Regions from separate parts of the Homo sapiens genome. Here region 1 is linked to region 2. The links are chromatin loops, found by intact Hi-C in ENCODE. Cell type or tissue: heart right ventricle. All regions are shown on one strand. Links, peaks and the distances in the headings refer to the core of each region. The heading gives the core; the rest is flanking DNA. Region 1 overlaps SLC4A3 (solute carrier family 4 member 3). Region 2 overlaps OBSL1 (obscurin like cytoskeletal adaptor 1).

What was found. Hi-C counts contacts between places; a loop is a spot of excess contacts. Peaks named below come from ENCODE experiments on the same cell type or tissue, not always from the same donor. Only the 100,000 strongest peaks of a DNase experiment are listed, where the experiment ranks them.
Region 1: a loop joins it to region 2, with 2.0 times the contacts of the local background. A loop is called at or near these places in 32 of 110 quality-filtered maps.

Annotation. Positions count from the first base shown.
Region 1 is chr2:219,636,827-219,639,326 of GRCh38, reverse strand. It overlaps SLC4A3 (solute carrier family 4 member 3), which reads right to left. Exons shown (of 23, transcript NM_005070.4): 16 at 2,453-2,500; 17 at 1,516-1,746; 18 at 1,074-1,163; 19 at 458-624. Among named protein-coding and RNA genes, the nearest start is that of SLC4A3, 10 kb to the right of the region's middle. In heart right ventricle, for the core only: a CTCF peak has its summit at 1,032 (motif pointing left); DNase peaks (open chromatin) are centred at 326 and 366; H3K27ac peaks cover 2,210 bases.
Region 2 is chr2:219,555,079-219,561,976 of GRCh38, reverse strand. OBSL1 (obscurin like cytoskeletal adaptor 1) reads left to right here. Exons shown (of 21, transcript NM_015311.3): 9 at 2,480-2,752; 10 at 3,518-3,793; 11 at 3,867-4,154; 12 at 4,359-4,634; 13 at 5,254-5,523; 14 at 5,685-5,957. Among named protein-coding and RNA genes, the nearest start is that of MIR3132, 9.4 kb to the right of the region's middle. RefSeq lists enhancers at 489-1,352, 1,536-1,830 and a silencer at 4,098-4,288. In heart right ventricle, for the core only: CTCF peaks have their summits at 1,203 and 1,408 (motif pointing right); no DNase peak of the experiment used is centred there; H3K27ac peaks cover 879 bases.

The DNA.
Region 1 (2,500 bases), core at 1-2,500, 77 kb before region 2:
AGTTCTCACATTGAAGCAAATGTGAGACAAATTCTCATACTGTGAATATTTAAAACACCACAAAAGCCAGATGCCAGATCTTACCACGTTATTGTGGTTTAACCAAAATTAGATACATGTGAGCATCCCTGGGTGCAAGCTTAGACTGCTAGAGTGTTCTGAGCACTGTCAAGTGCCACCCTGCAAAGAGTGGTGGCAACAGATAGATGTCATGTCAAACCATCACGGGGAAACCATGCCCCTGCCCCGGATGCCACTGCTCTCTGCTCCTCCCCCACCTCCTCCTCACCCCTGCCAGCTCCTCCACACACACTCTCTTCCTCAAGGATTGCCACCAGCTCCCACCACCCAGCACCCTGATACTGATAATGATGTCCCTGCTATAACCCTGAAACCAAGCCAAGGAGCCAAGGAGCTTGGCCTCGTCCCTCCCACCTCCTCCTCCCATCTCTCTCACGCCGTGATCTGTGTCTCCATGAAGATCAGGATGAGGACGAGGAGGGCGGGAACAGCGGCTGCCACCATCATCCACGGCGGGAAAGGACGGGCACTGCCCAGGGGTGGGATGAACCACGAGCGCTTATCGGGAGAGGTCACTGAGAGCCCTGTAGGCACTGTCAGCTTCTGCATGGCAGGAAAACAGGGTTCAGGGACACAGCCTCCCCATGCTAGAAAGCCCACCAAGCAGCCCACTAAGCTGCGTCCCCAGTCCAGGACTTCAGGGAGCTGGGGTGTGAACAGGTCAGGGGAAAATTAGTTTTGCATCCTCCAGAAGTCACTGTCCTTTCAAGGATCCAATAGAGGGCAGGGAAATGAAGCGCCTCCTCCCTGAGCCCCAGAGCTTCAGGGGACCTGTGTGGGATACTGTCATTCTGCTCCCAGCCCCACACCTGCTTCTCCCGGATTCATCACTCAGGCTCCCTGGGGAAGGCCCTCAGCCCCCAGGGCGGCCACTCCACTGGGAAAGTTGAGTTCAGGCCTGATCCCAATCCCAGGGCCCATGGAAGTGTGTTGTGGGCTCCCTCTCCTGGCCTGGGGGTGACAGCAGCTGCCACAGGCTGGGGCTCCCTCACCTGCGTGTAGGTGTCTGTGATGGAGTAATCCACCAGGACCATCACCAGGATGGAGATGGGGATGCCAAAGTCCCCGATGATGCGACGAGCCTTGAGAGGGGCCAGTTGGGGAAGGGAGCAAAAGGTGGAGGCAAGGTCAGCAGACTAACACGGGGCTTGCCATCTCTGGCCCTGCCTGGGTCCAAGCTGGAGCCAGAAGGCCCCCCACGTGCCTCTCAACCCCACAGGTGCCAGCGCAGCCTGGGAGGCTGTTGTCTTGATTAGACTTCTCTGAGCAAAGGGCAAGAAGACACCCAGGGAAGAGGCTTCCGAAGGGGTGAGGGGCTGCCCGAGCTGGGTTTTGGTCCATGGGCTGACCGGGGAAGGGGTGCAGCCTCTCTGGGGAGCTCCTACAGCAGGAATTGTGGGACTCTTGGGGGCTCCACACCCAGCAGCCACGCACCTTGCCCCCCAGGAAGCGGCTGTTCCTGAACTTGCGCAGGAAGAAGGCTATGAAGAAGGTCCCGAGCATGAGGATGAGTGAGAGCAGTGCCGTATTGGGCTGGTTCCTCGGGCTGGGGGGGCCCTCGGTGGGGGGCAGGGCACTGCCATTTGGCTCCAGACCAGCATCCAGGGACCCCTCCAGGGCCCCCTCAGGGGGGTAGAACGGCAGCAGTGGGTGCTCTGTGAACACCTGTGTGTGGATAACAAGGATGCCTTGTCACTCACCTGGCAGGTGACCTGACTTCATCGTCATCAGTACACCTGTGAGAGAGAGGGTGGCCCCTCAATACCTGGTCAGACAACAGTAATGCACGGACATCCAGCTGCACCACACACACAACACACAGAACACACAGAACACACACATACAACACACACAACACGTAACAACACACACATAACACATACAACACAAAAAAAACACAACATACCACATACACACCACACACACAACATACATACACACAACACACACAACATGCACACACAGGCACACACACGCACACACACACAACACATACATCACACACAACACACCATACTCACACCACACCCACACCCACACACACACACACACTCCTCTACAAAAGGTGACCCAAGGACACCCAGCCCCTTAGCACTGACAGCTCCCTCCCCATCACATACCTGTGCAAGTGAGTCCTTATTACTAAGCCTCCAACCAGGTGCTTGGAGTCGTGACCTGGCACCCACCCCCTGGGTCTGACTCCCTCCCCTTCAGCTCAGACCTAGCCTAGGGTGTCCCTAGAACCCCTCACTCCCAACACAGTCCCTCTCCTTGTCCCCTAGTTCTCCATACCTCCCCCTCCCATGCTGTCCTCCCCAGGGCAATGTCCACCTCCATCTCTGCCACCCCCAAGACCTCGCTGGACCTCCACCTTGTAGAGCTTGTAGAAGGTCTCGTAGATGAAAATGAGTGAGATGAG
Region 2 (6,898 bases), core at 14-2,513:
AATCCGGAGTTATGCGTCCTCTTGAAAAAGCCGAAGACCCGGCGGCTCTGGTCCCGCTTCCCCCCATGGCGACGAACAGCTGGCACTGAGTAGCAGCTGCCCCCATAGTTTGGGGCCCACATTCCTCTGTCCCACCTCCCTGCCATTGCTTTTTGCCTCTCCCCAGACTGCTTCAGCCGCTAACCTAACCTGGCCCCTGTGGGCATTTGAGTTTGCGACCCCTGTGTTAAACCAATAAACATGCAAATAAATGTACAGTGACACCTGGTGATAAGTACTGTGAGGGCCAAGGGCAGAGGGCTCAAGAGCACAGAGCAGGAGGGTCAGGGAGGCCTGGGAGAAAGTCACCCTTCCACACACGGGAGCCAGCAGCACGCAGACACGGCCGCTTCCCTCTAGGACTGCACAGCCTGGCAGGAAAGCCAGACGCATTCCAGGATCTTAGAGCATGGGTTGTTGAGGGCCAGTCTAGGGACCCTGGGGCTGGGAGCCACCACCCTGGCCAGGCAACAGGAAGTGCTTTCAAAGCTGATACTGGAGCTAAGTGGGGTGGGGTGTGGGGGAATATTCAAAGCGGGAGAAGCACAGGACAACTGTGGAAGTGACGGAGGTTCAGTGCCGGAGACCTCGGGGTGACGGCTCACAGCGCCCAGCCCAGTGTGTGTCTGGGGCTGGGGGTCCATAGGGCTAGGCAGCTCTGGGGGGCACAGAACCCCAGTGGCTGCACTGGAGCCCCCATCCTACTGCGGCCACAGTCCTGTCCTCTCCCAGCCCTGCCCTGAAAGTCACGCCCCATGCAGAGCTGTTTAGGGCCCCCCTGCTCCTTGCACCCCAGCTAATGCACTCTACACACACAAGCCCACAATGCCTAAGAGGCCTTCTGCACATATTCTGCCCTGTCGTAATCATCTTCACCCTCTCCCACCCAGCCATGGCCAGACAGAATGGCCACAGCCACACAAACTCCAGCCCATGCTCAGGCTCCCCACAAACACCAGTCTCTTCACAGGGAAGTTCACACAAACACCACCTCTGCTCTAGGCCAGAGCGAATCAAGTCTGACACCAAGCTGAGGTCCCGGGGCTGGGCAGCCACCCGGTCCCATCACTGCACCCTGTCCTCACCCCACTGCCCTCATCACCTTCCCCACTCCTCAGGCAGCTGCATTCTGGTCTCTCCTGGCCTTGCTCGGCCCCAGAGGACCAGCCTGCATCCCCCAGACCCTTAGAGCAAGCAAGCCCATGGGGGAGGTGGGTTGTGTGGCTCAAGGCAGGAGTCTCCGTGGAGGCTGGGGGGCTGAGTGGGAGCTTGTGGTTACCTCGGCCCATGCATGCCCCTATAAACCACCCCCAGCCCCCACCCCCCCAACCCTGGCCCCTGATTGGGAAGCTAGCAGTTCCTCAGCCCAGCCACCAGGGGGCCAGAGGCTAATGGAGCAGTAGTCGCCCCAAAACTTGAAGATTCTGGGGGGACCTGGGGGCAGCAGGGGTGTGGGCAGGCCTGGGCTCCATGCGCTGGTCACCTCTAATATTGACATGGTTCCCTTTCTGCAGAGGAGTGACCAGAACTTGGAGATGAGCTCCCAGAATCAGCATTTAGCACCCCTGGGGAACTCTCAGACAGACGTTGAATGCAAAAAGCATTACTGAGTTCCTGCAAGCCTTGGCTTGGAATTCCTGCCACTACCTGTGGGGTCTGAGCCTCCCTTTAACAGAGGGTATTTCCTCCTCCTGCCCCAGAGTGGGTGTAGCCAGCTGTGACCTTAAGGAAGTTGTATAATCACTCTGTGCCCAGTCCCTTATATGGAAAATGGGGACAAAACACTACCTTCCTCTTAGGATTGCCGTGAGAGTTAAATGTTTCAAGTGCTTGGGACTGTTCCTGGACCTTAGGAAGTGTCATATCAATGTTTGCTATTGTAGATCCACCATCCCTTATCCATGGTTCCAAAATTCCAAAACTCTCAAAATCAAAAGGCTTTTTGTAAGTTTTGTATTCCAAGTCATTTCAGGAAAACCTGAGCTTGATTGCTCTGAAGCTATTTCTATGCTTTAATTATCCTGCTGAGGGTGAATATAGCTATAGCTGTATATCTATAAGATATGAGTGTCTTATAGATATATGCTTGTATCTGTAAGATTCTGTATCTTTCAATCTATCCTGCTTAGGGTGAATGTAGTATGTGTTATACCACAGACATGTTAACGTGACCGATGAAGGGGGAGGCTCCCGTGGGGGCTGAGGAAGGTATGTGATAGATGAGAAACGCATCATTTCTGGAATCCAAAGCATTCTGGATTCTGTAACACCCTCTGGCCCCAGGGATTTCAGAGAACAAACTGTGGACCTATTATTGCTTATTATTATTTTACTTATTATTCTCATTATTATGTGGGTGATAGGGACTTCATGCTGCCGAATGGCTCCAGAGAGGCTGACGGTGAGCTTGTGACAGGCTGTGGTTGTCCCCACCCTGCAGAACCCCCAGTGCGGATCATATACCCTCGCGATGAGGTGACCTTGATCGCCGTGACCTTGGAGTGTGTGGTGCTGATGTGTGAACTGTCTCGGGAGGATGCCCCTGTGCGCTGGTACAAGGATGGGCTGGAAGTGGAGGAGAGCGAGGCCCTGGTGCTGGAGAGGGATGGGCCACGCTGCCGCCTGGTGCTACCTGCTGCTCAGCCCGAGGACGGGGGCGAGTTTGTATGTGATGCTGGAGATGACTCGGCCTTCTTCACTGTCACTGTCACAGGTGGGCAGTCTCTGCAGCACAGAGAGGAGGTAGAGAGGTAGGGGGCTAAGGGACAGACACCCACCTAGCCCCACCTCCCCCACCCCATCCCCAGCCTTCCCCTTATCCAGCTTCCTCATGTTTGGCCATCAGAATCCTGCTTAGCCACATCAGGTCAGGACCAGAGGCCTGGTGGGAGGGTGCCCAGCAATTAGAACCATTCGTTCATTCATCCATTCGTTCAATACTCATTGAGCAACTACTATGTGCTTGGCACTGTTTTAGATGCTGGGGATACAGCAGTGAACCAATAAGACTAAACCTCTTGTCTTCACAGAGTTTAAACTCTGGTGAGGGTGGACAGACAAAAAATAAAAGAGATGGTTTGTCAGGTGGTAACAAGTGCATCAGAGGCAAGGCAGGGAAAGGGGATAGGAAGTGGGGATGGGTGTGGAGTGGGGTGTGTAGATCTGGGTGTGAGTCTAGATCTGCCTCTTTCTGTCTGTGTGACCTTAGGCAAGTCAGTTTCTTCTAAAGAGGCCTCAGGTCCTCAGCCATGAAGTGCAGCCAGCAGCTGTGCACCTCTTGAGGGTGGTCAGAGTAACTGATTGAAAAAACACAGGGTTCTTAGGACAGTGCCTGGCACACAGCAGCTGCTCCATGGACTGCAGCTGGCACTGTTCTCAAGAGCTGTGCTGCCAGTGGGGAGGGCTGAGGATCTGGCGGGTGAGGCAGGAGAGGCCTGCTGGCCAAGCCTATGTGCCCCTCTCCATGCCCACCCACCAGCCCCACCAGAGAGGATTGTGCACCCGGCAGCCCGCTCCCTGGATCTGCATTTTGGGGCTCCAGGGCGCGTGGAGCTGCGCTGTGAGGTGGCCCCAGCTGGGTCTCAGGTGCGCTGGTACAAGGACGGGCTGGAAGTGGAGGCATCAGATGCCCTGCAGCTGGGTGCCGAGGGGCCCACCCGCACCCTGACCCTGCCCCACGCCCAGCCTGAGGACGCCGGGGAGTATGTGTGTGAGACCCGGCATGAGGCCATCACCTTCAATGTCATCCTGGCTGGTGGGTGCTCCTGGCCAACCCAGGGCAGGGAGGCAAGGGCAAGCATGGGATGACACCTTCCTCTCTTCTCCAGAGCCTCCAGTGCAGTTCCTTGCTCTAGAGACAACTCCAAGCCCGCTCTGTGTGGCCCCTGGGGAGCCAGTGGTGCTGAGCTGTGAACTGTCCCGGGCTGGCGCCCCCGTGGTCTGGAGCCACAATGGGAGGCCCGTGCAGGAGGGCGAGGGCCTAGAGCTCCATGCCGAGGGCCCCCGCCGAGTCCTCTGCATCCAGGCTGCAGGCCCAGCCCATGCAGGGCTCTACACCTGCCAGTCTGGAGCAGCCCCCGGAGCCCCAAGCCTCAGCTTCACCGTCCAGGTGGCTGGTGAGTACAGCCTGGGCATTAAGCCTGAGAGTGGCACCAAGCCTGAGAGTGGCACCCCAAACTCTGCGGGATTCCTGCTTTTCCAGCATGCCTTGCCCATCCCTGGCCCCACTTCTCTCAGTACCTTCCCCGTCATGCCTCCCCGTGCCCTCCTCAAAGCCCTGAGCCTCTCCCTCCCAGTGACCTCCAGCTCTGACTCCACAGAGCCCCCTGTGCGGGTGGTAGCTCCCGAGGCAGCCCAGACGAGGGTTCGGAGCACCCCAGGCGGGGACCTAGAGCTGGTGGTGCACCTCTCCGGGCCAGGGGGCCCTGTACGCTGGTACAAGGACGGGGAGCGACTGGCAAGCCAGGGGCGGGTGCAGCTGGAGCAGGCCGGGGCCAGGCAGGTGCTGCGGGTGCAGGGGGCACGGAGCGGGGACGCTGGGGAGTACCTGTGCGATGCGCCCCAGGACAGCCGCATCTTCCTTGTCAGCGTGGAAGGTAACAGTGTACCCCTCACACCCTGTGGGCTGTGGCACCCCAAGGACCATCTGCCACTTTCTAGGGCCCCCTTACTCCTCCACCCCCGCTTTGCTGCTTCTGGCTCCAACCAGTGCGTGCATGACCATCACTTGGATAGGGGCTCAGGGCTCCTCTTTCCAGAAACCCTCATGTTGAGAGCAGCATAAACCAGTGGTTAAAAGCAGGGGCTCTAGAGTCCACCCAGCCAGGTTCCAGCCTAGATTCTGTGCCCCAGTAGCTGTGTGACATTGGCCAAGTTGTTCAACCTGTCTGAGCCCCGGCTCTGAAAAGAGGGGATAGTGCTTTTCTTATAGGCCTGTTGTGACAAGTAAATGCTGTAAATAGGGTCCCTGGTAATTGATATTATTAGGGTGCCACCAAGGTGGGGTGCTAGGCTAGGATTATGAGGAACTGACTAAAAGGAGTGGCAGGGAGCTGGCATCTTGTCCTTTGGGCCATCGGTGTGGTCGATACATAGTAGGTCCTCACAGAAGGTCTGTTAAATGACTGGGGACGAGGGCCTGCATCCTGAGGAGGGGATGAAAAGGAGAGAGAAGAAAAGACTCAGCCCAGCTCACTGCCTTACCGTGCCCCTTAGAGCCACTGCTGGTGAAGCTGGTCTCGGAGCTGACACCACTCACTGTCCACGAGGGCGATGATGCCACGTTCCGGTGTGAAGTCTCCCCACCAGATGCCGATGTCACCTGGCTGCGCAATGGGGCCGTCGTCACTCCAGGGCCCCAGGTGGAGATGGCCCAGAATGGTTCAAGCCGCATCTTAACCTTGCGAGGCTGCCAACTGGGGGATGCAGGGACCGTGACTTTGCGGGCAGGGAGCACGGCCACAAGTGCCCGGCTCCATGTTCGAGGTTAGGTCCTGATGAGGATGAGATACTCTGTGTCCCGTGCCTGTACTCCCAACCAGGATTCCAGCAGCCTTGCCTCTCCACCTAGGGACAGACCAGTGGGATGGAGCAAGGGGCCAGCCTCCAACCCCACCAGACTCCATGGCCTCCTTCTTCCCCACCAGAGACAGAGCTGCTGTTCCTACGGCGGTTGCAGGATGTGCGGGCAGAGGAAGGCCAGGATGTGTGTCTCGAAGTGGAGACAGGCCGAGTGGGTGCAGCGGGGGCCGTGCGCTGGGTGCGAGGTGGGCAGCCCCTGCCCCACGACTCTCGCCTGTCCATGGCCCAGGATGGGCACATCCACCGCCTCTTCATCCATGGTGTCATACTGGCCGACCAGGGCACCTACGGCTGCGAGAGCCACCACGATCGCACCCTGGCCAGGCTCAGCGTGAGGCGTGAGTGCCCCGTCCTCTCTTAATGCATTACCCACCCTACACCACAGCCTTTTCTGGCTGTCCTGGAGTCCCTCAGGCCCCCACCAAAGTGCCCCTCATCGCTGAGAAAAGTCACCCATGGCCGTCCCAGCAGCAGCTTGCCCAAAGCAAAACTTTTCTTTTTCTAATATTTTTTATTTACCTTAGAAGTCCATGTGGATTTTGCATTCCATTGCATATTTCCAAGTCGGCTTTGCTATAAACACAAATATTCTCCAGAAAGACTTGCCATGGGCATCCTTCAGGCATGTATTCTAGGGATACACATACCCACTTAAGTAGCAGGGATGGCTGTCAAACAGCACCCCACACCTCCCACCCAAAGCTGGAGCCCTCTGTTTCCTATGTGACCTCATGCAAGTTAACCTCTTTGAGCCAAGTCTCCTTAAAAATGGGGCTGAGACCAGGTGCAGTGGCTCACGCCTATAATCCTAACACTTTGGGAGGCCAAGGCAGGAGGATCCCTTGAGGCCAGGAGTTCGAGGCCATCCTGGGCAACATAGCAAGAACCCATCTCCACAAAAAAAAATAAAAATTAGCCGGGCATGGTAGTTACTAGGGAGGCTGAGGCAGAAGGATTGCTTGAACCCAGGAGGTTGAGGCTATAGTGAGCTATGATCATGTCACGGCATTCCAGCCTGGGTGACAGCAAGACCCTGTCTCAAATTTTAAAAATGGGGTTGATCCCCGTCTCAAGTGTCTCTGGGAACATTAACTGAGATAACATGAAAATTCTTACACAGAGCTTGGTGAATGGTTGTCATTTGTGACACATCTCTTCTAACTTATTTCATTCAAGAAATCATCACAATAAACCTGTGTCCCAATGTTATTCACCTTGTACAGCTGGGGCAACTGGGGTCCAGAGAGGTCAGGCCATTTGCCAAAGATCACATAGCACA